2 separate regions of the Homo sapiens genome follow, and region 2 is linked to region 1. Evidence: chromatin loops called from intact Hi-C (ENCODE). Cell type or tissue: A673. All regions are shown on one strand. Links, peaks and the distances in the headings refer to the core of each region. The heading gives the core; the rest is flanking DNA. Region 1 holds the start of ASIC2 (acid sensing ion channel subunit 2). Region 2 overlaps ASIC2 (acid sensing ion channel subunit 2).

The links. Hi-C counts contacts between places; a loop is a spot of excess contacts. Peaks named below come from ENCODE experiments on the same cell type or tissue, not always from the same donor. Only the 100,000 strongest peaks of a DNase experiment are listed, where the experiment ranks them.
Region 2: it touches region 1 in a loop (4-fold over the local background); 3 of 110 quality-filtered maps call a loop at or near these places.

The regions. Positions count from the first base shown.
Region 1 is chr17:33,285,085-33,300,326 of GRCh38, forward strand. It overlaps ASIC2 (acid sensing ion channel subunit 2), which reads right to left and starts at 8,211. Exons shown (of 10, transcript NM_183377.2): 1 at 6,324-8,211. The coding sequence starts at 7,031. RefSeq lists a silencer at 7,238-7,408. In A673, for the core only: CTCF peaks have their summits at 7,578, 7,781 and 8,485; DNase peaks (open chromatin) are centred at 6,247, 7,597 and 8,297; H3K4me3 peaks cover 5,078 bases; H3K27ac peaks cover 3,806 bases.
Region 2 is chr17:33,132,330-33,147,571 of GRCh38, forward strand. All of the region lies in intron 1 of ASIC2 (acid sensing ion channel subunit 2), which reads right to left. The region is part of intron 2 of ASIC2-AS2 (ASIC2 antisense RNA 2); the gene reads left to right. Among named protein-coding and RNA genes, the nearest start is that of ASIC2-AS2, 28 kb to the left of the region's middle. In A673, for the core only: no CTCF peak of the experiment used is centred there; DNase peaks (open chromatin) are centred at 5,272 and 8,332; H3K27ac peaks cover 5,306 bases.

The sequences.
Region 1 (15,242 bases), core at 3,114-11,113:
CTTAGGAGAATGAAGGCAACCGACCCGCGAAGCAAATGTCCTGGCTATTTCTCCAGCCCTTCTCCATTGGGCAGACATTTGATTGATGCCTTCGTGACTGGCCAAAGTGGCCCCAAAATAGCCACTATCAGAATCATCCTGATGTTGGTCATTTTGGATATCTGCAGACCTGAGTGGAGTTTACATTTGATTCCCTAAACTAATTTCCCCGAAGTCAAATAACTGGTGGAGGTCTTTTCATGTTCCTTGTATAAATGTCTATTTAATCACCATCCTGTCTCTAGCACTTCAATAACTTGTACATTTCCCCCCTTAATTACTGTTTCAGCTCTGCAAAGAAAAGAAATGGTTGGCTGAAAAACTCACGCCATCTGCACTATTTGAGCTCTCCATTCCCCTGACTGCCCACTTGAATACAGAACTTTTCAGCTAAATCCCGTTGATCATTTGGCTCATGCCCTCATATTAAACAGGAGAATCCTGAAACCAAAGTCACTCAACTAGCCAGGGCAAAGCTGAGGTTGGGCTGGACTTCCCAGGACACACCCTGCCTCCTACTGATGGACTCCTTCCTCATGCAGCTGCAGAACGTGCATGTACCTTTGCAGTCAGGAGGACTTGGGTTCAAACCCAAGCTTTGTCACCTGCTGAGTCTGTGACTTTAGGTGGATTACAGATGCTCCCAGCACTGCAGTTCACCCATTTATAAAATGTAGATTTTCACACAGTCTTCCAGGGTTATTGCACAGAATTGAGATGACATGAAACATGCCCAGCCAGAGTCTGGCACATCACAGCTGCCCAATGCTATTTGCCTTTGTCCTTCACTCAAAATTCTCACCGCAAGTCATAATAATGGAAATAGCTCACATTTCCTGAGTGCTTACTTAGGGCCAGGAATGGGTCTAAGCACCTCACATGTATTAGCTTATTTATTCCTCTTTCTCTAAAGACAAAAGTATCTTTCTTGATTCCCTAAAGCTATCCATCCTCCCAACTACTGGACTGCCTGGCCTAGTGCCATTTCAACAGAGTTAGCTGATTTTAAACAATATGTTGCTGAAATGATTTCTTGCTTTCTGTCCTGGCAAGTAGCAGCCAGCTTGTCTGATGTGACAAAATGTGATGAAACTAAATGCTGTTTTCTTCGCTTTCAGTACATATGAGTGGTCCAAAATCTGAACTCAAGGTTAACTCTTGCAGAGGGGGTTGGGCAATAGTGAAGGGTGCAGGGAGGAGTGGCTTCTCATAGAGTTAGGAACAGGGTGGCAGCTGGGGTGTTTGGGACACAGATGAGGTCTCTCTCCACAGTCTAACAACCAGTAGTGAAAGAAGTCAGAGTTTTGCTGCAAAGTTCAAAAACTTTAGTTTGGTCTCCAGGCACCCACTACATAATTGCATCGTCACCCCTCAGCCCAGCTCCCATCTCAGCACATCCAGTCCCTCCCTCCAGCCACCCTGAACTAGGCGCGGGGCCTAGAATGCATGTGTTCAATCTCATTATTTCATGTCTCTGAACTCTTGCAATGGACTCCTGTCCTCTCACCCTGAAGTCCTCTTTCTCTCCTTTTCTACTTTGGAGCTTCTACTTATCCTTCAAGATTTAGCTGAGATACCACCTCCTCCAATAAACCATCGAAGATCCCCAGTCTGATCCTTGGAGCCCACACAGCACCTCTGTACGCTCCTGGTATCTATTCACACACCTCTGTCCTCAACATCACTGAGAGCTCCCAAAGGGCATGTACCAAGCCTTATTTAATTTTATACCCCCCAGCAGCTAGTACAGAAACTTAGTATATAGTTGACCTTCAAGAGACATTGGTCGATTGAATGAATGAACTGGAAAATGAGAAAATGAGCATATATCTCTACTCAGGTAAGTGGTCATAATATGATATGATAATTATATGAATAGTAATTATGAATAGTAACTATGAATACTATGAATACTATAGTAAATATGAATAGCAACTGCTACCATCAGATGTCAAGACACTGAGCTGAGCACTTTATCCACATTATGATAATGGCTCTTGAATATTGAGCACCTACTGCTGTCCAGGCATGTGCCAGTTATTGCTCATATGTTATCTTCACCTCAGATCTCCGAGGCAGGAATTATTACCAGAGGCTCATGGAGCAAAGTGTCTGTCCAAGGCACAGAGCTAGGAAATGGCAGCACCAAAGACCCACGCTGAGGTCTGCCTGGCACTCTCCCCTGAACCATGCCATCTGCCAGAGAGAGAGCCATTGCTCCTTGTTCCTGCAGAGGACCTCAGATTGGCCTCTGTTGGTTTCTGTTCCAACCCCCTGGTTCTTCTTCCAAAGCCCCAGTGCTCAGATAGCTCTGCCTCACTGTTTTGCATCCCACCCAATTACTGGGAAGGCTCCCTTCTTCTGGCCCAGGAAACCCCAGAAGGGCCAGAGTGTGCAGAGCTCAAGTCCACAGCTGATGCCAGGGAAACAACACAGGCATTCAGAAGCCAAGCTGCTTTATCTGACTGCTGAGAGATTAACTCTTGCACAGCTGCAACAAAGAGAGGAGCTGCAACTAAACACATCTCGAGTGGGCCTAGAGGATAAGACCCAACAGACACCCCCCTCCCCTGCCAGGTTTCTTTCCAGACCATGGGACTAACTGGCTGAAATGGGACTTAGGGACAGCTGGCACTTCCCCCCAAAGGCCTCCTCTAGAACTCCATCTCTCACCTGTTGCTCTAGTCCTCTTAGGATTGGGGAGCACAGGTGTCTGGGGAGTGCTTGGCATCTTGTTTTCTACTTTCCCTTCTCTGTTCCCAAAAGGAATAAATGCCCAGAAGTGGCCTGGTTCTCACTGAAATACATTTCACTGGTGTTCTCTAGAGGAATTAAGCCAGGAGCCTTGTTGCAGGCTACACAAGACAACAGGGAATGTTGGGGGTACCTGATGGAGGTATGCATTCCCCAGTCCTTTCCTGTCACTACTTGTCAAGCTGTCTGTTGGGTGCCGGAGGCAGCAAGTACATCAGATATGATTCCTACTCTGGTCTGGAGGGGGAGACAGGCACAGTCTAACAGGTGTGATGACATGTGCCTGTGTGAGGATTGACATCTAAACAGGGTGGAAGAGGGGCAAGAAGGGGAAGGCATCAGTTGTTTGGTGATGTGGCATAGATGCAGCAGGTGGTCAGGAAAGGCTCCAAAGCAGGAGAAACCCCAGAGCTGCCTGTTGAGCAGGCAGGTGTCCCCCAGGCAGACAAAGCAGCATGAAAGGGGAGTTACAGCAGCAGCGGAAACCAAACCAAGCAGAGGGGCTTGAGGAGCAGGGATTCAGCTGTTGGGAGCTGTTCTGTAGACCTTGAGTATATGGTATGAGGGAGGGTGTGGCAAGAAATAAAGCAGGACCAGGTGGAGGGTCTGAGGAGCTCAGGTCTTAATCTGAGGACAGCTGAACCACTGAAAGGTTTGAAGAAGGGAAACCATGTGCTTTGAGCAGTGCTTTAGAGACTACTCTGGCTGTAAAGCAGACAATGGGATGCAGGGTGTTGGCTGGGACAGAGCTTGAGGCCAAAAGACCAGTTAGGAGGCTGATGTGATTGAAAGGAAGCATTTCTATAGGAGCTCAGCAGAGTTTTCAGAGCTCTCTCTGACACACACACACACACACACACACACACACACACACACACACACAACTAATATGGTGTATACAGTATTGTTATCTCCATTAGATGATTTAGGAAACTCAAGAATAGAGAGATTAAGTCACTTGCCCAAGGGCACATGGTAAGTGGTAGACTCAGAATTTGAGCCCAGTCAGTGCAGCTTGAGAGTTCATGTTCTCAGCCACTACACTTTGGTGCCACTCCATCAAAGATGACAAAGGCTAGAGACAAGGCAGTGTGGTTAGAGGAAAATATTCCTGACAGGCCTGCTGTATATTTGGGGCTCCCTGAAATAGCTTCTGGCTTCTACAGACAGAGGGGTGAAGCCTTTAATTCTGAGGTCCTTGGAAAAACCTACAGCATGCAACTTTAAGGGGCTGGATACTCCCAGGACTGGGCCATGATAGGAAGCCACTAGGGGTCACCTGAGTCTCCAGGAACACATACCTTTGGGGAATGGAGGTAATACTTTTGCTTGGATGTGTGTGTGCCTGCAAACTCTTCAAACGCAGGGACTCAGAGTACAGGGAGGTAAGAGAAGGGTGTGCCCCAGTGGGAAGGACCTTACTGTCTTCAACTCCCTAACAATTGACCCACACAACTCATGGCCATGCCTGCTGCAGAGGTTGAAGTCAGGTGGCTCCTGAAGGGACTGTGTCCTCTGCATGCCACAGGGACATGTTGCCAAGACTCTGATGACCTGGGCCACATGGGGTGGCTCCACTTTCCACTCTCCCAGCTCCTAGGAGGGACAGGATTCCTAGGAGTAGAGGTGGGGGAGAGGGCAAGAGTCCTGTGTAAGTCCTCTGAGAGAAGAGAGGCCCAAGGTCAGAGAGGAAGGGTACCTGTGGTTTCTGTGTAATGCAATTAGTGGTATGCAAAGTTGGACTTTGAACTTGCTGGCTCTGAGCATTGGACAGCTTTTTAGAGCTTCATTTTTCTTATTTTAAAAATGGGAATAAAACTCATTAACGCAGGGCTGCGGTGAGTATCAAAAGTGCATAGTGGCTGTTAGAATGCAATTCCACACACTTTGCAAAGCAATAGTCAGATTTTCAGAATTACATTTGATGGGCCATGCTGTAAAACTTGGAGCAGGAGCGAGGGCCTGTTGCTACTTGGATGTAACCTTGAACTTTAATCTAACTCTTGAGGCTGCTAATTAGTGATCAGCAAAAAAAACAATAAACAACAAGAGATCGCTGCCCTCATTCCTTCAGCTTCGTGGAACTCAGAATTGTGCTTGGAGTCCTGGAAGAAATCACTTAGAAGCATATGTTAACAGCATCTCCTACTTGCCAAAGCAGGGAGCCATCAGGTAGATATTCTTTAAAAGCCAGCTGAAAATCTCAGGAAATAAGGAATGTTTTCGGAGTGGATAATTCAGGGCTACTAAATATACAAGCTTAAAGCAAAGCCAGCAGGACAAGATTGAAGCCAGGATTGCCTTCCTAGACAAGGAATAATCCAATCAGCCAATGAGAGACCTGGTCTGACCGGCATCATGCCAACACTTGTTGGAACCGTGGCATCTCTTTACCATCCCAAAAAAAGCTTTGTCAGAAATGAGGATCTCAGGAGTGATGAATCAGATCTGGTAAAATCACCATCATAGCACTACCAATAAACACACACACCAACCTTCCCTGCACTAGTGGAAAAGCCCAAACCCACCTAAGGGACATTTACACACGAATGGCTGGACAGGCATGCATCATGCTGGGGCCTGGCACCAGAACTCCTCCAAGGCAGACTGCACAAGGCAGATACCTTCTGTCCAACAGCTGCGTTATCCAGACCCACAGCGTGGGGGAACCGGCACAGCAAATGGTTTACAAACCCTAAGCACAGCTTCTCCTGGCCGCGGCTGTTTGCATCCACATGCCTGCTAGGATGCTTTCTCAACTCCGGAGCAATCCTCCAGACCAGAAGACCCACACTTACATTTTATGGGGGACGGAGGCCAGGTGAAGGGCCCAACCCTGGCGCACCACTGCTCAGTTCCGCTGGATGCTCAAGACTCCTGCATTTTGAAAAAGTAGCCAAAGCATGCTGCTGCCTCTCCCACCAAACTGTCTACAGCTTCAGTGTTGGTTTTCTGGGAGTTTCCTCACAAGTTCTCCTAGATTCTAAGTGTTTGGGAACTTTGAAGACATAAGCTGCTTCGGATCGTAGGCCTGCTTAGGGACTCTGCGTGATTCCCCTGATGATCCATTTTTCAAGCGCTTCCTTTTTTTTTTTTTTTTTTTTAAGAGCCGTCTATTGGTTTTCCCAAAGACAAGAAGTCCGCACTTAAGAGATCTACACTCCAAACACAGAGCAGTTTCTTGGAGTCCTGAGGGCCTGGAGTTGAGGTCGGGAAGAAGGAGGCTGACTAATATTCACAGACGGGACCATAAGGAGTAGAATGAGGGCTTTGGGGGCTGACACTGGAAGGAGGGGCTGGGACAGGGGAGCTCCCACTGGTGGGAGGCGACTCCTCCTACAGTTAAGTCCAAGTTCCCACAACCTGCAGGAGAAGACTCAGGGGACCCAAGAATGGGTTCTGCCTTGGCATCGTGGAGTGGTAACACTGCAAGAGGCCTGGGGACAGCCCCGAGGGGGCGGAACACCAGGCCTCCTGACTGCCGGGGAGTGGGGCGCAGAGGGAGCGGGTTCGCGCGGAGGGCAACTCACGGAGGAGAAGTTGTGCGGCCCGCAGAGCTCGCCGCGGTACTTGCAGGAGAGCAGCATGTCCTCCAGCTGGTGGCCCAGGCGGTCCATGAAGGCGGCGCTGATTCCCTCGAAGTGGCGCGGAGGCAGGAAGAGGCGGAAGTCCGCCAGCTTGCGGAACCACTGGCGGCGCGGCTCGTCGCCCCGCAGCAGCTCGCTGACAAGCGGGCGCGCGGTGCGGTTGGGCAGCAGCAGCCCGAGCCAGTGGCCGGCATAGTAGAGGTCCCCCTTGGAGAGGCGCGGGAAGCGCAGCGGGTTGTTGTTGCACACAGTGACGGCGGGGAAGGGTAACTGGCGGCTCCACTCGCGGTGCACCCGCGTGTGTGACGGGAAGCTGAGCCAGTAGAGCAAGCGGTTCGAGGACCAGGACAGCAGCAAGCCGAAGGATGTACAGAAGGCCAGCACCCACAGCGCCCGCCGCTGGAAGGAGCCCCCAGCCGCCGTGCGCCCGGCACACATGTGCCGCAGCCCGTGCAGTTTAGCGCGGCTCAGCGATGGCCGCCCCCTGCGGGCGACCCCTGGCCCCTGCAGCGCCCGCTCGCCGCCTCTGCCGCCCCCGGGCTGCCCGGCAGCCGCCAACGCCGCGGGCGCCGGCTCCTCGCGGGCCATGCGGAAGCGTCCCGGGCCGGTGAGCGCGGCTGCGGGCAGCCCGGCTCCGCCAATCCGGCTCATTCATTCAGCCCGCGGCTGGCGGCAGCGGCGGCGGCCCCGGCCGGGCGGAGCCGCCATGGGAGTCCGCAGCAGCAGTGGAAGCAGCAGCAGCGGCAGCCGCGCGCAGCCCGCGCCAGGGAAGCGTGCGCCCGAAAGGAGCTCCGGTGGCGCGGCATGCCCGCCCGGCGCCGCCGCTGCCGCCTCCGCGGGCGCCCGCCCGGGGCTGAGCGCCGCCTCAGCCCGCAGCCCCTGGCAGTGGCCTCTCCCGAGCGCCTCCCAGGCTTTCCCGGCCCCTGGTCTTCCTGGAGGATGCCCGGCGCCCGGCACTACTTCTGGAGGGGTCCCACTGGGAGCCGCCTCTCCAGTCCCTGGGTGCTGCGCCCGCCTTCCCTCGTCCTGGACCTCGGGGGACCCTGAGCCGAGTCCCCCCTGCCCCGCCTAACCCCAGCTTTTACGCTGGTCCTGGGAGAAGGGCCACTCGGCCACCATGCCTGATCTGGACATCCCCAGGGACCCCACCAGCCCGGCCCGTAGCCCAGCGGTGCTGGGACACGGGAGAGAAGGCGCCAAGGAACGAGCGCCCCCAGAGGCGCACCGCGGCTCCTGGCTGGGCGGGCGGGGTGGGTGTGTACGGGGGTGAGTGGTCGCCTTGCCGGCTGCCGCCTTCTTTCCCTTCCCCTCCAGGACCCTTCCTTGTTACTGCTCCCTGGGCTGCGCTCGGCAGAGACCTGCTTAGGCTTCCCCAAGTCCTGCGCCTAAGTCCTGCCAGGCGCCCGCTCTCGCCTGGGGCTGAGAGCTTCTCAGGGCGTCCTGCGGGAGGCTGTTCGCCGCCGGGGTCCTTCAAGGATGCTAGCCGCAGGGAAGTGTCGCTTCTCGCCTCGGCTCTCCCAGGTGCCTCGCGTCTCCAGAAAAGCCCAGCCTTGCTGTCTCTCGCGTCTTCTCTCTGCCCCCGCGGCGACAAGAGCTGGGGACTGCGGGGACCCGCCAACACCTCCCGGGGGTGACCCGGACTCGCTGCTCCGCGCGCCCTTCTCCTCTCGAGACTCCGAGCTCGCGGTGGCCGTGACGCCGGCTAAGCTCCTTCCCCGGTTGCCCGGGAGAACCCTCTTTGGGCCCCAGGCGAACTTGGGCAGCGGCCGCGCGACGCTGGCGCGGCTGGGCTCCGAGCACCTGCTCCTCAGCTCGCTGGCCCCGCGGCTCCGGGCGGGCGGGGCGGCGGCGGCCGTGAGCGCCGTGCGCTCCTGGAGACGCGGTGCTGACGCGCCCGGCTCCTCCTCGCTGCATTTTAATTCCTGGCCACTGTGGCCGCTGCACACCGAGCGGGAAGCCTCTTGCTGGAGTCGGCCGGGTGCGGGGGTGGGGTGTGGTGGGGAGCGGGATGGGGATGCGCTGTACAGATGTGCTCAGGTGTATGGGCTTGTGGGAGAGATAAGTAGTATAACCATTGTGCTGATGTGGCCCCAGTGTAGACAGGGGTGAGAGGACTCCTGAGGGTGTGAGATGGGCTGTAGAGAGAGCGAGTTGCTGTGTAGTGTGGGCATTTGAACACGATTGCGAGTGTGGTGCCAAGTATTGGGTGTGCGTAGGATGTGCATTGTGTATGTGTGAATGGGCATTTCTGTGAAACTCTTGAATGTGAGCATGTCTGCGGGTGGCGTGCTGTGGCCATTAGAGTGTGGTGCATGCAGGATGTAGTGTCTATGGTGACGTGTATGTTCCGTGTGTGTATGTGTGCACTTAGTGAGTCCTGGGTTTGAAATGCATGTGTTGATGTGTGGATGGATATCAGGGTTTCTAGATGTGGTGTGTGGTTGGTGTGTTTTGTGTGTGTGTGTATGTGCATGTGTTGTATGTAATGAGTATGTGTGTTGAGGCATTGCGAGCAGGGTAGGCTCAGTGCGACAATCCTCCCCTCAGCCTCTTAGGGACATCCCATGTGTGTCCCAGCCCCTTCCCTGGAAGTGCCTACTGCTCAGCCCTGGCCCAGTCTGCCAAGCACAGCTCTCCAAGAGGGTGGGAAGGGGGAGTAGGACTTCCAGGGACAGGAGACTCCATCTTTCCCATTCCCCTTGCTGGGACAGGGAACACTTGGAGCCCCATTACTCCATGAGATAAAGGGGTTTTCCAGACATTATCCGGAGAGTAGAATTTGGTGGTGGAGGCAGTGTGAAGGGACTCCAAGGGTGGGAGGATGCTCCAGTGGAAGAAGGACCAACGTGTGTATCCTTTGGGGAGAGGAGGCTTGGGGAAGCAGAGATTTGGGTGTGGAGAGGAGTTTTACCGTCTTTGTAATGATGAATTAGGGGCAATTTGGCCAGATCTGTTGAATGAGCTGTGGGTTTCCAAGCAGGAGAGAAGCAGTGCTGGGATGGGCTTTCCCTCCCCACTGACCTGAGGGCACCCTTACAGCGTGATGACTCCCTGCATCTGGTCTCTGGAGAAGAGGACCTCTGAGCCCCTCATTTCCCACTCACCCACATACATACATCCACACAGTCACACATGTACAAGCACACATATACACAAACACACACACACACTACACATACAACACACATATACATGAACATACATGTATACCAACATATACACTTAAATGCATATATACCCAATGCATACTGCATACATACATACACACAACACACATACATATACACAACACACACACACCTGGAAACCCTTCTCACTCATCTGGGGAAAAAGCTATTGCAGTTGGGCATTGATGACAGTTTGCTTTGGGTTTGGTTGCTTGAAGATGTCTGTTGCTGGCTTTGAGGGGAGGGTTCTGAAGCTGCCTGCTGTACTGGGGCCTCTACCAAAGGCTCATACTCCAGTGCTCCCAGCCTGGTCTCAAGGGTCCTGGAAATGCCACAGTGACCCGTGTCTTGGCCAAGGTGGGGTGACCTAGTGACCTCAGTGCAGTTACTGATGAAGCAACCAGGACAAGCATGTGCCATCTTCCAGCATCATAAATCTGGAGTGGCATGAAGCTCTATTTTATAAAAGCCTTTAAAACATTTTGGGTTTCTGATGTGTTCAGCTGTTGTGGGCTTGCTCTTTCCTAGCTATTTCCCCCTTGAAATGTACATGTGCTACTTTTGATTGACCAACTGTCTTCTCTGCCATGGGATTTCCTGTGAATTCTCCAGATGGTAGCTCTTTCAGGGAGAGGAGGGGTATCCTGCTTAGGCCTCAAGGGGCCTTGACACAGAAATCTAGAGAAAGACACACGGGCAGCTAGTGACTCCAAGCAATGATTGATGGCTCTCTTTATGGCACATGTATGCAGCACATTCTCTATGCAACTTGAAATACTCCCACCCTCTTCTCTGACCAGTTCTTTGACCAGCCCAGTGAAATTCTGTTCTTTCTTCAAATCACAGCTTATGCATTGCCTCCTAGGTCAAGGTTTCCTTGATTCTCCCAGACAAACTTGGGTCATGTTTTTCCTATGATCCCAGCATACCTTGGAAGATTGATACCTCTAGGATAGCCCTTATCATTGTTTGTGTCCAAGCCTTTCTGCTGGACTATGACCCGTTTGCAGACAGGGACTACACCTCCTTCATATTTGTATCCCTACCTCTTAGCACAGTGACCTAGCACGTTGATGAAACACTGTTACCGGGGAAGAGGAAAAAGGAGCTAGTATTTCTTGAACAACTACTATACGCCAGGTACAGAACTAGGCACATAAATAAATGTTATTTAATTTCTCACTCCAACTCTGCGGGGGAGGTATTTTGGCCTTTTTTATACACTATTTGTTTTTTAGGGATGAGGGTCTTGTTATGTTGCCCAGGCTGGTCTTGAACTCCTGGGCTTAAGCTGTCCTCCTGCCTCAGCCTCAGAGTGCTGGGATTACAGGAGTGTGCTACCATGCCTGGCTATTTTTACCATTGTTGATGCAAATCCTTGGTGCATGCACAGGATTTGAATCCAACTCTAACTCATTTCAAAGTGCAGGGCTTCCCCCCTCCATCATACTTCCTTACAAAATTATATTATTATGATAATAATATAAATGTGGGACTTCCTAAGTGCTAGGGCCTCCTGTAAGTGTTTTACACTAAAAACAAGTATCATACATGCTCTAAGTGTTTAATCCTCAAAATGAGGCAAATACCATTTTTTCTCTACTTTAAAGAGGAGGAAACTTTAACCACAGAGAGGTTAAGTTACTCACTTTAAGCCACACAGCTACCAGTCAGGAGAGCAGGCTTTGCCCAGGTAGTCACTCCATCCCTGTGTTCTCCAGCCCTAGTCCACGCTGCCTCAGTTCTCAGAGGTACTTGGACACAATAGCTCCTGTGGATTAGTGTTACCATCCTGGAAGACTCCCTTGGCCAGAAAAACAAATTCATGAGGCAGAACAGGGGTGACCCACATAACCTCTCCACCAAGAAATTAGCATTTAGCATTGTGATGTGCCAATCATAAGTTTTTAGGAAAATTTCCCTTGTTTATCTCTGAAACATCTGTTCACCATGCCTGGTGTTCTGGCATTCTGTGTGATGTTGTGTGCAGTGGCAGGAAAGTCTTCTGGCCAGCCTGCCCTCATTCTGGGGTATAACCACCACCACCACCACCACCACTGATAAGCTGTTTTCTCTCATTAAATGAATCTGTTGGGAGGGGAGATCAATGTAAGTGAACACGGTTTTCTGTTTTTGTAATACAATTTTCAGAGCTGACACTTGTGTGGCTTGATCAGGTTTCACTGGATCCCTCAGTGTTCCTGTTTACCTGCTACTCAGAGGCTCAGAATTGGAAAGTATCTGAGATACTACCTAAGCCTCCTTCCTGCCCACTGTAGGAATCCGTTCAATACATTCCTTCAGTGACAGTGTAATCAATTCTATTCTGGAACATCTTGCTGTGTTTAAAGCTTCTTCCTTTCATCAGATTGAAGTCTGTCTCCATGTGAATTTCTCCCATTTCTCCTAATTTATCCATGGGGACCCACACAAAAATAACTTTGGTATTTCTTTCACATGGAAACTCTTCAAACTCTTTATAGAATCAGAGCACGTTGATGCTGAAAGGGGTCTAGCAGTCCACCTGCTAGTGAAGTCCTCAAGACCATCCTTTCTTCTCCAGGCTAAATGTCACCAGTTCCTTCAACTGTTTCTCCTGTAGTTTTTGCTCTTGAGATAGGCTCTTGGGTGTGAATCTCCTCGCAATGTGATCCTCCAGCCCTGTGGAGTATAAGCCTACCAACCCTTTTACTCTTGATCTGGTACTTCTAGCTCCTGATATTTCTGCGGGTGGTTGGGGGCTCTTGACCGTCCCCTTGCTTCAGGAATTTCATGGAGGTGGTGGGTGGAGAGATGAAACAGCAATGATGGGTTCTTGGTGTGCTGCTTAGAATGCTGTATGCACTTTCTTTTAGGGCTGTTATGCAAATGGTGATAAGAGCCACATTACTTTTAATATTAAAATTCACTGGCCAGGTGCAGTGGCTCACGCCTGTAATCCAGCACTTTGGGAGGCCAAGATGGGCAGATTGCTTGAGCTCAGGAGTTTGAGACCAGCCTGGGCAACATGGCAAAACCCTGTCTCTACAAAAAACACAAAAAATTACCTGGATGTGGTGGTGCACGTCTGTAGTTCTAGTTACTCAGGAGGCTGAAGTGGGGGGATCCTGAGCCTGCAAGGTCGAGACTGCAGTGAACTGTGATCATGCCACTGTACTCCAGCCTCGGGCATCAGAGTGAGACCCTGTCTCAAAATAAATAAATAAATAAATAAATAAATAAATAAATAAATAAATAATAAAGTTTATTGATGTTATGAGGCACATGGGCTTTTGTGGGGGTAACTGTGACCCTAAATCAATCTCTTTTTTCCCCTTTCTCTGCCTTTTTTTTTTTTTTGGTCTTATTTCTGTAGTTTTCGTGGCTCTGTGTCAGTCTGCCTCCCTCTCCCCTCCTGTCTTTCCCTTCTCTTCTTCTCTTCCCTTTTTCTCTCTCCAACTCTGCCTGAAGCTAGGGGTGCTCTCTGATACCTTTTTATTATTTATTTATTTATTTATATTATACTTTAAGTTTTAGGGTACATGTGTACAATGTGCAGTTTTGTTACATACGTATACATGTGCCATGTTGGTGTGCTGCACCCATTAACTTGTCATTTATATTAGGTATATCTCCTAATGCTATCCCTCCCCACTTCCCCCACCCCACGACAAGCCCTTCCTGTGTCCAAGTGTTCTCATTGTTCAGTTCCCACCTATGAGTGAGAACATGCGGTGTTTGGTTTTCTGTGCTTGTGATAGATTGCTGAGAATGATGGTTTCCAGCTTCATCCATGTCCCTACAAAGGACACAAACTCATCATTTTTTATGGCTGCATAGTATTCCATGGTGTATATGTGCCACATTTTCTTAATCCAGTCTATCATTAATGGACCTTTGGGTTGGTTCCAAGTCTTTGCTCTTGTGAATAGTGCCGCAATAAACATACGTGTGCATGTGTCTTTATAGCAGCATGATTTATAATCCTTTGGGTATATACCCAGTAATGGGATGGCTGGGTCAAATGGTATTTCTAGTTCTAGATCCTTGAGGAATCACCACACTGTCTTCCACAATGGTTGAACTAGTTTACAGTCCCACCAACAGTGTAAAAGTGTTCCTATTTCTCCACATCCTCTCCAGCACCTGTTGTTTCCTGAGTTTCTAATGATCGCCATTCTAACTGGTGTGAGATGGTATCCAAATCATGAGTGAACTCCCATTCACAATTGCTTCAAAGCGAATAAAATACCTAGGAATCCAATTTACAAGGGATGTGAAGGACCTCTTCAAGGAGAACTACAAACCACTGCTCAACGAAATAAAAGAGGACACAAACAAATGGAAGAACATTCCATGCTCATGGATAAGAGGAATCAATATTGTGAAAATGGCCATACTGCCCAAGGTAATTTATAGATTCAATGCCATCCACATCAAGCTACCAATGACTTTATTCACAGAATTGGAAAAAACTACTTTAAAGTTCATATGGAACCAAAAAAGAGCCTGCATCCCAAGTCAATCCTAAGCGAAAAGAACAAAGCTGGAGGCATCACACAACCTGACTTCAAACTATACTACAAGACTACAGTAACCAAAACAGCATGGTACTGGTACCAAAACAGAGTTATAGACCAATGCAACAGAACAGAGCCATCTGATACCTTTCAGTCAATGCTACTGGTGGCATGTGGGGCCCTAGAGGTGGCCAGTGTTATAGCATCTAAGCAAATGTCCAGGAGTCATGATGGGGACACCTGTACTGGTGGAAGGAGAGAGAGGACTTCTCCCCTGCGGTTTTACTCATTGCACATGGATATTCCTACACCCTTCCCTTCCTTCCACCATGGAACTGGCACTGGAGTTGTTGTTCCTTCCTTCCTTTCATGTGCTTCAGCATCTCCACTGCCTTTCTCCCTCACTCTGTTTTTTTTTGTACACGCTTGGCCTCACCTAATTCTCTCTTTTTCTGGGGTCTTTTTTAGATGCACCAAGTGGTTTTTTGCCCTTTTAGTCATTCTCATTTTACTTGACTTCAAGCTCTCAGCTCCCTTTCTTCTATCACAAGCAATTCCCAGGTATAAGAGGTCAAAGAAGGGGCCATGACCACCAAAAGAAAGAACGTGGGCTAGAAGGACCAGGTCCAGAGTAAAAGGAGCTAGGAAGCTCATGCTCCACAGGGCTGGAGGAAGTGTGGCTGAAGCGTTGTGGTCCCTGCTTAATGGAGAACCCTGTGAAGTGGGAGCTGGGTATAAAATATAATTTAACCCTTTCACTTTCAGCGGAGGAAGTCAAGGTCCAGAGTTGGGAGAGACTTGCTGTAAATCACACCGGTTGATACTGATAAAGGGCACAACCAGAATCCAGGTTCCAACTTCTAACTCATTCTCTGCTCACCCTATGAGAGGATCTTTAAAAAGAATCCATTTTGAAATTGGTAACATATTCACATGTTTCAAAAAACACAAAAGAGTATCTAGTAAAAAGTTTCTCCACCCCATCCCCAGCCCCCACAGCCACCCAGTTTTCCTCCCTGGAGGCTCCCAAAGCCATCAATTTCTTGCGTGGTCTTTTAGAGATACTTTATGAATATACATAAGTGTACATAGTCTTTATATGCCCTTTTTTTCTACACAAATGGTTGCAGTCAGTGAATGTTGTTGACTAAAGTAATTGTATTTCATGTTCTTCACACCTTTTTTTTTTCAGTATT
Region 2 (15,242 bases), core at 3,445-11,444, 150 kb before region 1:
CCATCTTACAAAGGCTGTCATGATGTTAAGAAATAAAACCGGTTAAGTGTTTAGAATGGCAGTGAGTAGGTCCCCAAGGGTCCCTGTCCTCCTGGAACACACATTCTAACATTCAAGCAGAGTGAGGTGGCTGGGGGCCAGTTGTTTTCAGGTCCCCCGTGTCCAGTTCAAGGTCTGCACACAGTAGGCATTCAGGGCATTTTATGTGAACCAAGCACAGAGCACACACACACAGACTCACACACATGCATGCACGTACATACAGATGCATGTGCGCTCATGCACACTTGCGACCTAGAGCCTCTGGTAGAGTCCAATTTCCTGGGTAGGTAGGTGAAGTTTTCCAGACCAGTTTAATGAAAAGGCAGCTATTCCTGGGTCCTGGCTTTATGCAGGCATCTTGGTTCCAGGGCTGTCTCATGTCTGGCCCTTGGAGTTTCCCTTTTTGTAGAGCTTGGCTCTGCCTTCAAAATTTTAAAAATTGTTACGTCCTGCTTTTCTATGTGCATGGAGTGGGAGATAACTTTGTGTTGGCTCAGTCCATTCTGGGGATGGAACTAGAAATCATGAGCTGAATTTTAATTTTACTTGCTCATGTCCTACCTTGTTTCTCAAAGTTTTTGAGGTCGTTTATATAGACAGATGAACAATAAATGGTTTCTACCCTCAAGGATTGTATAGTCTCTTCTGAGGGTAAAGTGTGTAAGCAAACGGCTACAATAAACAACAGCAGAAAGAAATGCATGGTAAATGGAGGAATCAGTTAAACACGGGGAGAGACAGAGTTGGGCTGAGCGATCAGCTCTCACCTGAGCGATCAGAAAAGGCTCATGGAAGAGGTGAGATTTTCAGTGAGGTTTGATGGAGAAGGAGCATTTCAGGACACCAAAGGTGGGGAAGGGAAGAGGGCACAGCATGAGCAGAGGGCACAGCGTTGGCAGAGGCGCAGAGGCAGGGCTTGAGTGAATGCGAGGGGTGCTCTGGGAGCAGTGAGCGTGCTGGCGGAATTGCAGGGGAGGCTGTGGAGGAAGTACTGGATGGGATGGGAAAGGTGGACTGAAGATGGTAAAGGTGGATTGAGCCAGATTATGGGGAACTGAAGGCTGGGTAAAGGCCAGATGTTAGGCCAGACAGCTTATGCAGTTATGTATGTAATCCCCAGAGTTGCCTTACATGTTATTATGCCTATTTTAGGGATGGGAAACTTAGACTCTCAGAAGTTACAAGATATTCTACCATAAACAAATGATTATCCCAAAGGATTCGATCTTAGATCTGTAAACTTTAAGTCTGTGTGACTCCAAACTTATGACACTGCTGCCATGAGGCAGTTCAAGAAATAGGGAAGTTATGAAATGCAGCGGCAAGGTAGGTCCGTGGTGATCTCCCGGGTGAGGCATTGGAGTGATGATGAACACTGTCCCTCCTCCTTCTACCCTGCCCCATCACTACCATCAAAAGGATAGAGGAAATGACAAGCTGAATGGAGGTTAAAAGTAAAAGAGAAGAAGGGCAGAGAGACATCAATGCAAGGACTTTGTGAAGGCTTAGCGGTGGAGGGCACAGGAAAAGGGATCAAATCGTCAACCCACAAAAGACAGTCTGGGAATTATGCCTCAGCTCACTTGACAGAACAGAGTCTGAGGTGCAGAGAAAGGACCGCAGCTTCTGCCTCTGTGCTTGATTGAGGGACTCCTTCACTCATGCACTCAACATCCAATCTCCTACATGCCCAGCACTGAGGGTTATGGAGAGGCCAAAGACACAGAAGGTGAGGGGGAAGATATTGAGCAAGTAATATTACATATGCAAGTGCAAAACCTTGTTTATTTCTCTAAGTGACTTGGTGTGGCAGATGTTACCATCCCCATTTTACATATAAGAAAGCCAAGCTCAGAAAGGTTAAGTCAGTTGTCCAAGGTAGAGCTGGGATTCACACCGAGGTCAGTGTGCTACCAAAGCCCGTTCCTTTTCACCAGTGCTCTCTGCTCCCCTGCTGTAATACCTGCCCTCCAAAAGCTTACAGAGCAGAGGGATGGCAACATTGATTGCCCCAAGGAGGACACTTTGGAGAGTGAAAGCAAGGAGCCCACTCAGTATTATGCCAGATGGGAGGCAAAACCTGACACTGTCCCGGGCAAACTGGGATGTAGTCCCCTTATACTAAAAAGGAGTTATTTATATTTGTGTGAGGATTTAAAGTTCCTCAGAGCCTGTTCTTACTTTCAGTCATGTTTCATTTATATGGCAAAACAAGAAAGTTTCCCAGCTTGCTGAAGCTCATCCTTTCAAACACTTCCAGAGCCTGGATAATTCTGGATGGTAAGCATTGAAACGCAGCACTGGTTGTCCTGCCTGAGTAGAGAGCCCTCAACCTGGGTTGTCCCCGGGCTGGCCTTGCTCTCCCACTTGGCTGGGGAGGGCTCCCATGGCTTGTGGTGTCAGGAGCAGAGCTCTGAGAAGGGGAACTCCATCATAGCCCCTGCCCCAAAGGTTGCTCCACAAGACTGGCATTCTCAGACTCTAATAAGTTCTGTACTGGGCTTTCTGTGGCTGGCTTCCTTCAGAGAAACTCAAACCAGCATCAACTAAGTCAGAGACTTAGGATAGCAGAGAAATATTACCACAAGAAAGATGAGAAGGCCCTGGAGGTGAGAGGGGGTCTTTGAGCTCAGTGAGTTCAAACTCTTCACATTATAGATGAAGACACTGTGACTCGGAGAAGAAAGGTGACTTGCCCAGTCATATGCTAATAAGTGGTAAAATGGGACTGGAATGTGGGTTTTCTGACTTCCAGGATGAAGTTCATTCCGCTTAGCCCTGCTGCCCTCATGAACGTCCTGCTCATCCTTCTTCCACCCCAGCTGCCCAGGACCTCAGGAAAGTGCCCGGAACATGCCCCGCTGTCTCATCCCTCCATGCCTTTGCCACTGCTCTTCTGCCTGCCTGGAATACCCTTTCCAGGAATACCCTGCCTAGAAAATACTTTCCCCTCTTCAAGAGGAAGTGGAAGCATCCCATCTGGGCAGCCTTACTTGAATCACTGTGCCTTACTCTGCCTCTCTGGGTCTTGTTCCCGGATTAATTTTTGGTATCTATTATAGGGTGGAATTTATGTGTCCATCTCTCCATTTGACTCCAGGCTCCCAGAGGGCAAAAATTTGCTCTTGTTCATCTCTGTATCCCACTGCCCTGTGAGGGCATGTAGCGAACTCTCAATCAATGTTACTGTATTGAATGGAATGAGAGGTATGACAAGAGGTTGGGAAGGGGCAAAGATGGAGCCAGGCAGGAGGAGACAGGCTCCGACACTGACTTCCTCATGTCACCATGTTGACAAGGGAGGCCCTGTGTAGAGAAGGGGTTTAGAACGGGTCTAAGGGAGCAGGGGGAGAGGCAAGGGGGGCTGGCAATCCTAGAGACTGCTCAACCCTGCCTCTGCCTGTTGGAGTCAGCCTTTGGAAAAGTACTAGTGAATTAAAGCCCAATAAAAAAGTCAATTAAGTCCAAACTCATTTATGCCTTAAGCTCCTCCAAGCCAGTGAGCTGGAATGCAAGCTGGGCCAATATTTCTCCATTTCCCTCCATGTCTACATTGGTCTCCAGTGAGGCAGCCGTGACACATTTTATTTCAACTATAAATGGGGCAGATAGACGGGTAGCAAAGTAATGGCTGCTGGGGGCTCTCTGGATCCCATCCAAGAGATTCATGTCAGTGGGCGTAATGTTCATGTCCTGACCTTGGGCTCTGATAGAGCATAGGGAATCTGTGTGCTTGTGCATGTGTTCCCGTGTGCACGTGTGTTTGCATACATGTACTGGGGGTGTGGATGTGTCTGTGTGCACTATTGTTTGCTATATATAAAAGTGCAATTTGCACATTTGTGTGTTGATTCATCCATTTATTCCACACATATTTACTGAGCACCAGACACTGTGCTTGCCTCTGGTGTTCTCAAGATAGAGAAGGTTTCAGCTCTTACACTTATGGGTTATACGGTCCAGAGGTCTAGAAAAATACACACAATAAAACAAGTAATGACAATAAAGTGTATAGAATGTTATATGAACACAGGTATGCACATGCATGCTTGAATATCTGAGTGCATACATGCTTGGATATCTATGAATGTATGTGCATGAATCAAGTCTCTTCTGTGTGCATGTGTTTTGTGTAAGCTGAACCCAGCTGACCCATGTCGTGGAAAACTTCTTCTGGAAGCCCTTGCAAACCAGTGATAGCTAAAGTGATGTGATTTGTGTGTGTGTGAGTTGGGGAAAGATGAGAAGAAAGAATTAAAGTTGTCAGTGGTATCTGAGTCTGAAGAAGGGGCAAAATACTTAAAGAGTATGCATAACCCATGGCTTCTCCACTTTCCTTTCATTTCCCCTTGAGCTCATATGACCATTGCTCACCCACGGAACCCTCAGGAGGCTAGGGCTGACCCTCATTGTTGGGATAGATGGAGAAAGTCTGGACTAGGGTAACAGCACATGGATTCTATTCCCAGTCCTGCTGCTAAATAGGAAATTCATTGCAAAAAGGGATGTGGAGTTAGGAGTCCCAAACCTGCCTTTACCAGCTGTACAACCTTGGGCAAGTTTCTTAATCTCTCTGAGCCTCAGTTTCCTCATTTGTAAAGAAAGTGTAATAATCCTGTCTCTATCTACCATCACAGGACTGCTATGACAGTCCTGTTCTAAAGCACCCATACAGAAGTGGAACGTAGCTAACATTTCTAACAGTTATTGTTCCTACACGGGACAGCCGCCTGCTGCTGGGCCTTTCTAAAGGAAGCTTTGACTCCACTCACATCTGATTCCTTGCATAGCATTTTGCTAAGTATTGTCCCCAAAATACTACTTCTATGAGATGCTTAAAGGAAGAAAACAAGATGCTGTGGTCTAATAGGTTAGAAAACGCTGGGCTAGCTAGGGTTAAAGATGTTTATTTCTTACAGAACTTATCAGAGGCTTTATTATGCCAATGTGCATTGTGAATCTCCAAGTGGGTGGCAGAGCATACACCACTTCTGTCTGAGATTGGATCCCTCCAGGGGCTAGAATTTAAGGGCAATGGTACATTTGAAGGTGACTTCAGGAAGACCTAGGAAAGGAGTGCAGAAATGAGGTGGGGAAGGGAAGACAACCAATATAGCATATATTTGGAGCCAGTTCCTGCTATGGATGACTGGGGCTTAGCCCTGCAGGGGACCTCTGAGAGATGGTGAAAACCACACTGCAGGGTTGGGGAGGAAGCTGGGCTCATTCCTATTTATTGTTGGTTGAGAGCTACTCTTGGAGTGTTGCCATCCCAGGAGTTTTGGCCTGCTCAGTGCTTACACCCAGAGTGTTTCCATGGCTGGCAGATGTTCTTGGGCAGAAAGTCACTATTCTCAGGAAGTGCCTGACAGCAGGAATAGAGTACATGGAGGTGATATGGGACAGAGCACTGAAAGCATCTGCTGCAAGTTCCTCACCTGACTTGTTCTCCAAATGTACAAAATCCCTCCACAGATGAGCCCTAATCTATTTTTCAAATTGTAATCTTTCCCACTGCCTTTTAGCCTAAAAGACAGGCTGTGTGGATTGCTACAGTGGGAGTGGATTGCTGCAGTGGGAGGGGTGAACACAAACCATCTCTCTTCTAACTTGGATTTCCGGTGACCTTTAAAACATCTGTCACTTGATGTACCTTATGGAATAGGGTCTGTGGCTCACAGTAGGGCAGAGGAATCCAGCAGTTTGGGGGACAGAGGGTCCTGGGAGGTGGTTATTCAAGAGGTCTGGCACCAGGAAAGCCAGAATTCTTGCTGGAAAAGCCAAGATTGAGACTGGAAAGTCAGAGTTAAGCTTTAGATACAAAGTGCCAGCAACAAGCAATGGATGGGCTAAGGTGGGAGAGCCTATGTCAAATGTCCCTTCCATGAGCCACTGCTTCAGGAGTTGTCATGGTGTCTCAAGGGAGCCATGTCAGGCTGCACAGAGAACATCAGAGCTAGAAGCACAGGAACCCTGAGGATTATTTAACCTTTAAATTATCTAACATTTAAGTACAAGGAAAATTGAGGACTAGAGAGGTGAAAGGACTTCCCCAGAGATTACACCCAGCAATTTAAGAGCAGGGCATGAATCAGAACACACATCCCTTGCTCACTATTGAGACCTTCACTCGGAAGTCCTTGACTAGTACACTTCTTCCTGCCAAGAATTTGACCATTGCCCGTGGATTTTTTGATGAGGAAATAATCCAAGCAACATCCCTTTGCTCCAGCCCCTTCCTGCCCCACCTTCCTGCCATCAGCGGTGGCACCGAAGCCCTCCCTTCACCTTTCCTCTTACTTCTTCATATTCCTCGGAGGGCTCCCTGCCACCTCAGGTAGTAATAATATTTTTGATTTTTAGACATGCCAGCAAGTTTTTCCAGGCAATGTGAGGAGCACAAATGCTAATGCCTCCATCTGGGGATTATGTTAATATACTATCTTGAATTGACATTTTAAAAAAATGCATATTTTAACTGGCTGCCTTTTCTGTCTCCAAGTCCAGGATCACATAGTATTTAGTGGGATGGTAGAAGTGGTTAGAGAAAGGCCCTGGGTTGGGTTGGAAGTAGTGCCAGCCTGGGGATCAGAAGTCCTGGAATTCAGTACCCTGGCATGTGGCCTTAGGTGGGGCACTTCTCATGTCTGGGCCTCATTTTCCTCAATTGTAAAGTGGGAGGGCAGGGCTGGACAATCCCTAAACCTCCTTCCAGCTCTCACCATCCATGGCTTTTGACTGTCAGAGTCTCCTCAAAGCTCTTGCCTTCTTCCATCATCTTTGCCCTGGATTCCAGGGCTGCCAGCAATGTCACCTCTCCCTGACCTTGGGACTGTTAGTTTATATGCTGGGGACAGACTCTTTCCTGCCTACCTGTTATCTCTCTTGGACTTACCTCCCTAAACTCTCAACCTGAGGCCAGCCCCCTCTTCTGACTGGAGTGAAACATGGTGAGGATGGAGCTGTTTCCAGTCCCTTCCCCAGATCTATTCTTTCTCTGAAGCCCAAAGTAAATTTTCTTGGAAAAATCTTTCAGTCCATTCTGTGTCCAGAATTTGCTAAATATGATCCCCTTTTTGCTTATCCAATAATTGGTGACTGTTGTGGGCAACACTGTTTTGGGCACAGCCCCCCACAACCCTTTCCTTGATGTTGTCCCACACTTCAGTGACCACCTTGGCCAGGCCCCCAACATCTCTTATCTGGGCTACTGGGGTTCCCCTGGCTCTCAGCCTTGCTCTCTGCTGGTTTGTTGCTGATGCTGCCAAAGTCCCCTTCATTCCCTGCAGCAGCATGTCCCCTCCTGCTGGTCTCTCAGACTGGGCCCCTGGTTTCAAAGACTCACTCCCAGACACCCCTATCATGGGCCATGCCTTGAAGAGTACCTGTATACTTCCCCTCCCTTCTTTCCCCGGAGAGACAAGATTGCAAGCTTGGATAAGTGCAGAACTAGGAGGCAGGAAGAAATGAGTGTCAGCCTGGGTCCTGCCATTAGCTATTGTGTTCTAATGCTAGTCCCTTCACGGTACAGAAACTCAGTCTTCCCTAAAATGGGACTAACACGTTTTGCCCCATCTACCTGCCGGGGTTGTACATGGATTCGTAAAGGAGAATGTGCTATACAGAAGGGATTATTTGGGTGTTTTTTCAAATGTCTTCTGGGGGCCAGCTGCATCAGCACTACCTGGGGATAGTAAGAAGATACAGATTCCTGGGCCTGGCCCAGAGCTACTGAACCAGACTCTCTGATAATAAGGCCCAGGAATCTGGGCTTTAAATAAGCTTCTCAGGTGAGTCCCGAAGTCTAAGGCTCTCTGGTTATTGTGATGGTAGCTGGCACTCCCAGATTGTGTTCCCACCTCTCCCTTTGGCTGCTTGGACCCACTGCACATGCTCTGAAGACTTGATTTGTGCCTAGTGTATGGGCAGCTTCTCTCCACTCCCCAGTGCTGGGATAATTTTTGAGTACATCGGAGAAGCAACATGGTGTAGTGGAAAAAGCAGGAGCTTTGGAATTAGACCAGTATTTGAACCCCAGCTCTGCTACTGATTATCCATGTGACTTTGGGTAAATTGCCTGACTCCCTGAGTCTTCATTGTTCTCCTTTCTATGATGGGAATTACAGCAATTATCTCAAGGCTGTGGTTAGCATTGCAGGAAATATATATACATAAAGTAGCTGCCACATTGTACAAGCCCATGAAAAGCTATTTCCTCCACCCAAGGGGCCAGAGACCTGCTGTGTTTGTTTAAGGTGGGTGTCACGTCACATGGTGTGTTTGGACTGAAACCCACAGGGGACCTGATTTGGGAAGCCTGGCAGCAAGTGTAAGACTTTTGCTGAATTCCCCAGAGCCCAAGCCTTGTCCTGAAAGAGACCCACGGCTCCCTGTGCAGGACTATTAAAGTTAAATAAGCTGCTCTGTGAGACATGCATTATTAAAAGCATGCTGGACTAGCTGTTAAGCCCAGCCAGGGCTGCCTCAGTGAATGGGGCTCCCCTGGGGCACATTCCATCCGGGCCACAAGGCAGAACCACAAGACAGAACCACAAGACATGGACACAGCATGAGCACAGCCTTTGCCCTGGATGGGGCAGCTAAGCCTGAGCAGAGCAACACAGTGGGCTCCTGCAGAGCTCTGGGGGCTCTGAGTTGCAGCTTTTCATTTGCAAAGAAAGAGAGTCGCCTGTCTCCCTCATTGGACTAGGGGCTTTCCAAGGACAGAGCTGTGTCTCTCGCATCAGAGAGTGAGTCCTCTTATGGCAGCCATCAGATTAGGTTTCTTGGGCAGGGCCATATCTCCATCACCAGATTGAAGGACTCCTCCCCAAGGGTGAAGGCTGCTTGTGATCTTTGTCCCAGAAAGTATCTAGAGCATCCCTTTCTCCCAGCCTCTAGGCTCCTGCAGCCCTGAGGGCTCTGCCCCTTGCTTTGTAAGCAGTAAAAAAGCAGAAGGCAACCAGCTTTCTTTTACAGGTTGTTGGGTTTTAAATAAAGATAGTTAAAATGATTTATATTCTGCTCAGGGGGAAAACTGGGGAGAGGAAGGAGGAGTAGGTTTTCCTGGCAAGGAAAAGCGGCATAAAATGTCCCACTAAATGCTCACTCAGTGGCCTCCATTCCTTCAAGCACAGAGCAAACACTTGTGATTTAAGCTACACCCGGTGACAGGTTAGTATCAGAACTGTGACTGTGGGTTTGACCCAAACACTTTGGTGTTGTAAGGCTTCCCAGAAGACAAAGGACAGAGAGGGAAGAGCTGATTCCAGGGTGAGAAGAAGGGGTTCCTAGAGGGATGGCGGTAGCTCCCAGCAGATATAATTCCCATTACATGGGCTTCAACTCTTGTCCATTAATTTATACTCTGAGCTCTAGGTCAAGAGCTTGAGTAGGAGGTTGACCTGAGCTTCTCCCAGCTCTGCTGTTAACTCATCATGTTTCCATGCGTGAACCTCTTACCCTCATGAAACCTCAGTCATTAGTGACTTGTGCTTTCTTAAAAACACCATCTGTAACTATACAGGGTGTCCATGAAGTCTGAAAACTTAGGTGAATGTACAAAATAGCAATAAGGACATCTTCAATTTGTTACAAAATGAAATCGTATCTATGTTTGCAGACCCTATTGGCATATATTTATGTGTGTAAGATTATTTTATAAATATCTGTCTTCTCCATTAGACTACAAACCCCTCAAGAGCAAAGACCAGGAGTTTGTTCTCTGTTGCTTTTTCAGCACTCTGCACAGTGCTTGGCACATTCTGAGAGCTCCATACATAGTAATTAAATGAATTAATAAATAAACGAATGGCAAGGTTTATCTTGGGAATGGGGAAGGTAATGAAATAAAGTAAGGACTCAAAAGTGAGCTTTGAGAGGATGTGCTCAGATGTTTGAGACACCCAGCTCATTAACTGGACTCTTTATGGTGTTGAGAAGTAGCATTTCTGCCCAGAGTATTTGGTTGTGATAAAAGAGGTAGTAGAGAGGTAAGATTCACCATGCAGAGGCGAATCCACTCTTATCACCCAGCTGCTTCTGAACATTTATAGATCCCTTCTCTGTCTTCAAAGGATAGCTGTATTCTTTTATAAAGGATTAGACTCTTGCTCTGAGAATTTGAACTCATAGCAGGTCAATGCACACCCAGCCAGGGGTCCTCAGCAATGCAGAGCAGGTTCTCTCTCTCTGAAGAAGACAGAGCACAGAAAGCACAAAGAACAAGTGAGGCTGGTATGGGGCTCTGGGGCATATGGTTCTCTTGGCTGGAATGTTAAGTCCCTCACTAGTCCACTTAACTTTTCAGACTCAGTTCCATGACCACACCCTCTACTCAGGTAGAACTGACTGCCTTCTCCTTTGGGCCTCACTGGAAATATAGGTATTATTTTATCATGTGTCTGAACATACCAGCAATAAGCTATTTATTATGTATTTGTCAATGTTTCTAGATGTGGTGACCACCCTCTATATGTATCCCGTAGATGGTAAATTTCCTTGAGTGGTTGGTGTGGCCAGATGAAAGGGTTGGTCACTGTCCATGGTCCTGAAGGCTAGGGCTGAGTGTCTTCCAGAACACTGAATCATGGATGTTTCCCTACCTTCTTCCACATATAAACCAAAAAGCTCAATAAGGGCTTAGTGATGAGCTGCGAGAAGAAAACATGGGTCCCAGGGTGACCCAAAGAAGGATGTGATTGGTTCTACCTGTTGCATGTGACTCCAAAGCCTGCCAGCATGCTACCTGATGCTAGTCAATAATTGAGATAGCAGTGTAGGTAGGTTGCTTAGACCGCTGAGTCTTTCTTAGATCATGGATGCTAGCTTCAGGTGAAATGTAGATATCTTGACATGTAGATATCTCAGGTGGACCACATTTAGGGACAAATATAGGTTGGACTTGAGGTGTGCTAAAGTCTTTTGCATTCTAGGGAGCTAGGAATTGCTCATTTTCAATAGTATTAATCTCATGATGAAAAGTAATTATTACACCCTTTAAAGCATTTCACATGTAGTTTTAAAAGTGCAATTTATTGAACACCTACTATGTGCCAGGTACCATGAGAGTTGCTTTTGTTTCTCATATATTATCCCTAATCCTTCAAATAACCCAGTTAGAAAAGCTATTATTAACCCCATTTTGGGAAGAATAGAAAATTGTCAGAATGGCCAAACAAGCAGCCCAAGGTCACAGAGCCAGTTAACAACTGAGTTAACTCCTGACTGTTGGTCTCTACAGACAGTCTATGTCTTTTTACTAGTCTATACTACCGAATCTTTTACCAACTGCCTAGCAACAGAAAAAATAGTTTCCATAGCAACGATAGTAAAATCAGTATTGGCATTTGGATAATCCAATTTTTCCAAAAAAACCCCCATAAAACAAAAAATCCAACCCTAAGCTAGTATTCCACATCTGGAAATGTAATTGAAGAAAACAATCTTAGCCATGGAAAAGATGTATGCATAAAGGAATGTACTGAAGCATTATCTACAATCTTTAAAAAAGTTGCAATAAGAAATGTCCAACAATAGGAGAAAGATTAAATGCAGTGTGGTGCATCATTCAGTGTAGTAAACATGGTCTGGTATAATATGGTCCCACTTGATGCCCAACCCTTCTCTTTCTAGGAAAGGCTTCCATTTTCTGGGAACCAACTCCCCCTGGGCAATAGTCATATTATAAGACCCTACTTTCCTGAGCCATGTGATTGGTCCGGGGTGGGCACCTCATCCAAGCTGGGCCAATCAGTTACTTTTCTGGAATTAAAAAACAAACAAACAAAAAAAAAAACGAAAAACAAAAACAAAAACAAAAAAACAGGTTTAGAGACTGCTCAGTTTCTTTTTGGGAACATGGAATGTACAGTAATATCAGGAATATGGCTGGCCCTGTCTTGTCCCTGTGCAATGAGGGCAGAAGAGGGGGCCCATGGTGAGAGAGGGAAAGAACAAGAGTGGGGGAGAAAGAGAGAGAGCGGGTGGGATAGGGAAGAGAAGGGGATGGGAAGGAGTTGGGTGCTTGTGAGCAGTAAAAGCAAAAGTGGAGTCCCTACAGCACTCCATCCTGCTTCCAAGTCTTCCAAGAGCTCAACAGCACTTGAACCCTGTGAGATACCCTAGCATTCTTCCAATAAACTCCTCCCTTTACCCAAGCCAGTTAGAATTAGATTTCTCTTATGTGTAAGTGAGAGAGTCCTAATTTAAATAGTAGGGGTTTAATACCCTGTGTTTTTAGGAAGAAAATGTAGGGCTGCCTAGGGTGACCGATGCATAATTCCAAGGTGGAAAACCTCTGGGCCCACAAGAAGCAGCCTGGGGGAGAAACTTGACATAACCAGAGGAGAAGGTGTGGTGTGCACTGAGCCCAGAGCTCATGAGGGTTGGGGAGCTGGGACACCCACTATATGGGTATCTATCATGACTTTAGGACATGTACCTAGACCCCTACCCTTCCAGAAAACTCACTCTCCTGAAGATACTATGGAAATCAGACAAGTAGTGGATGAATCCGATCTGAGTCATTGCTCCTTCATTTTCATTGGCCTGGAAGCTCCATGACAATCAAGGTTGTCTCCTATTCAGCTCTGCATTCCTAGAGCTAGTACAAGGCCTGGTGCAGAGCAGGTGCCACGTGAGTGCTTACTCTCCTCCAGGAGGTAGACTGGAGTTGCATTTCAGTTCCCTTCTTACTCAATATATGGGGTTGCTATTTATACATAGTCTCTCAGCTTCAAACCCTTCTATGTTCTTCTTTGATGGTGGGGCCAGGACTCTGCAAACTATATTTTCTGGTTCCCTCTTCCCAGGAGACTGGCAGGCCTGGGTGGACTGGGGAAGGCAGCCTCTACCAGCTTCCAGCTCAGGTCTGCACCCTTCTGGCATCAGGGGACATTGATGGTCCTAGACTCCAGTTTCTTTTGGCATTCTTGGCACCACTGCAGCACCAGCGTTGCCATGCACCTCGTCCTCTGGGCTGCCATCCCTGCCTGCGGTCTGAGCAACTATTGGGCTACATGCCATAATCTCTTTAGCAACTGCCTGGCATCACCTCCCGACTAGATCGTAGTAACACCATTTCTTCCCTTTCCTTGCCCAGCCCTAGAGGGTGGCAATGGCTTCCTGCAGAGATTAATCTCCAGGTTACCTCACTGCTCTCTTTTGGCTTTTTCAGACTTCTAACACATGCATAAGATATTTCCAACATTAAATAGCCTTTGTTTCAAATTCCTTACCTATTTCCGTATTTCTGACAATACGTGATTTATTTTAACTTTTTTTGAATCTCAATTTCTTCATCTATGAAAATGAGGGAATAATCCTTAACTCTTGAAGATGTTGGGAGAATTCAATGACATGATAATCAAGTACCTGGAAGAATAGGTGCTTAAAAATGCTGGTTACTCCTTTCGCCCCATGACCAAATAGTCAACCTGTCTATGCAGGAGGCTTTCTCCTCTTGATGACTTGCTGAAAGAATTGGTGGCAAGGGCACAGGGCACAGGAATTGTGCCCTGAGCAGCAAGAAGCCATGCTTAGTGGAGCTCCCTCACCCTCCCGCCACAGCCGACCCAGAGACATGGCCAGTGGAGATCCATGGCCAGGTGGAGGCAAAAGTGTTCAGAATGAATAGTGTCTTCAAAACATTTCCTGCTCTTAGCACCCGCTATCTTAGTCACTTGAGCAGATTCTAATTTAGTCTCAGAAATATTCTTCAATGGCCCCAGGCAGGTGCTATATTTCATGACAGAGATGAGAACAGGAAGCTCAACTTCCCGCCTCCTCAGAGTCAATGACGAATCCCTGGAAGTCAGCAGAATGAGGAAAGGGGGAAAAGCTACCACCCACAGGACAGTTGAATGAATGAGCAACTAAATGAATACCACTGGGTACTAGGCTCTAGCTTTGGGGCTTGGAAAGCATCTTCTCTCATTCAGTCTTCACAGCAACTTACCTGTCCATGTTACAGATGAGGAAATTGACCCTCGGAGGGGTTAGGAAGGTAGCCCACATCCCAGAATCAAGGTGGCAGAGTGGGGTTTGAAGCCCACTTGGCTGGCTGCGGACCTATTCTCTAGGTCCTCCCAGAGGGCACCTGGCTCTGACTCAACTTCCTACTATCAAAAACTAGGAAACAGGTTGGCTCTGGAATCTGAATAGGTAACACTCAGATCATATTTCTTAGAAACCAAACTCCTAGTTTGCTCACAGCCAAACAGCCTGAACTGAGCTAAGACAAGAGCATCCTGTGGAGATCAGGCAGAAAGATCTGTGCCCAGCTCATGCCTCTGGAGCTCGGAGACCTCTGTGCCGGCAGAAGACAGCATCACACCTGTGTCCTCATCTGCTCGACCTTGGCTTTCAGCTGGCTGGTTTGCAAAGAACAGCCGAGGCCTAGGCCAGAAGGAGAGAAGGAGGAGGATGCATTTGGAAGGACCTAGAAGTTACATGATAAATGCCAGAGGCCTGGGGCTATCTGCTTGGGAGCTCTTATTACTTCAGTCATTCTCAGGGGGGAAATCAGCTCATAGCAAACCCAACCTGAGCCACTTTCCTGTGCTAATGTCAATCAACGGGTCAAACTGAGTAATTCTATTTTTCACTGCTGCTGTTTCCATTTTGCTCCTTGATATCTTCTAAAGAACTATACTCCCCTACTTGGAAAATGTGCTTGCTTATTTTTATTCCACATCTGAAGTAAGAACTTAATAACTATCAAGTCTGGGTAAGGCTAGGTAAACTGGACAATATGACAAGAATAGGGTAGATGGCAGGAGTGCTATTATTTTTATCATTGTAGAAACCTGTGAAAATTTAAATATTTTAGAACACATAAAGTGGATGGTAAAAACTGCAAAAAAAGCAGACTTAAAAAGTAAATAAGAGAAGAGAGAAACCAGTTGAAGCAAACATTTGAGATGAGCTAGTAACAGTATGTGCATTGTGGATTCAGATCCAAATATCCTGATAGCCAATGTCCAAAAAAGAGAAACAATTTTCATTGTTTGATAAAAGACATCATACAAGTTCAGCTGGTACTTAAGTCTAGAAAGACAGGTGGGCTGATGTTGTCTTACTCAATAGAAACAACTGCAACTTTGATAACATTAATATACACCAGTGTTTGGGCCAGAGGAAGTGTTGTTCTCTCTAACAAGTTTCAATTCAGTATCTTTTTTTTTTCTTACATTTAATTG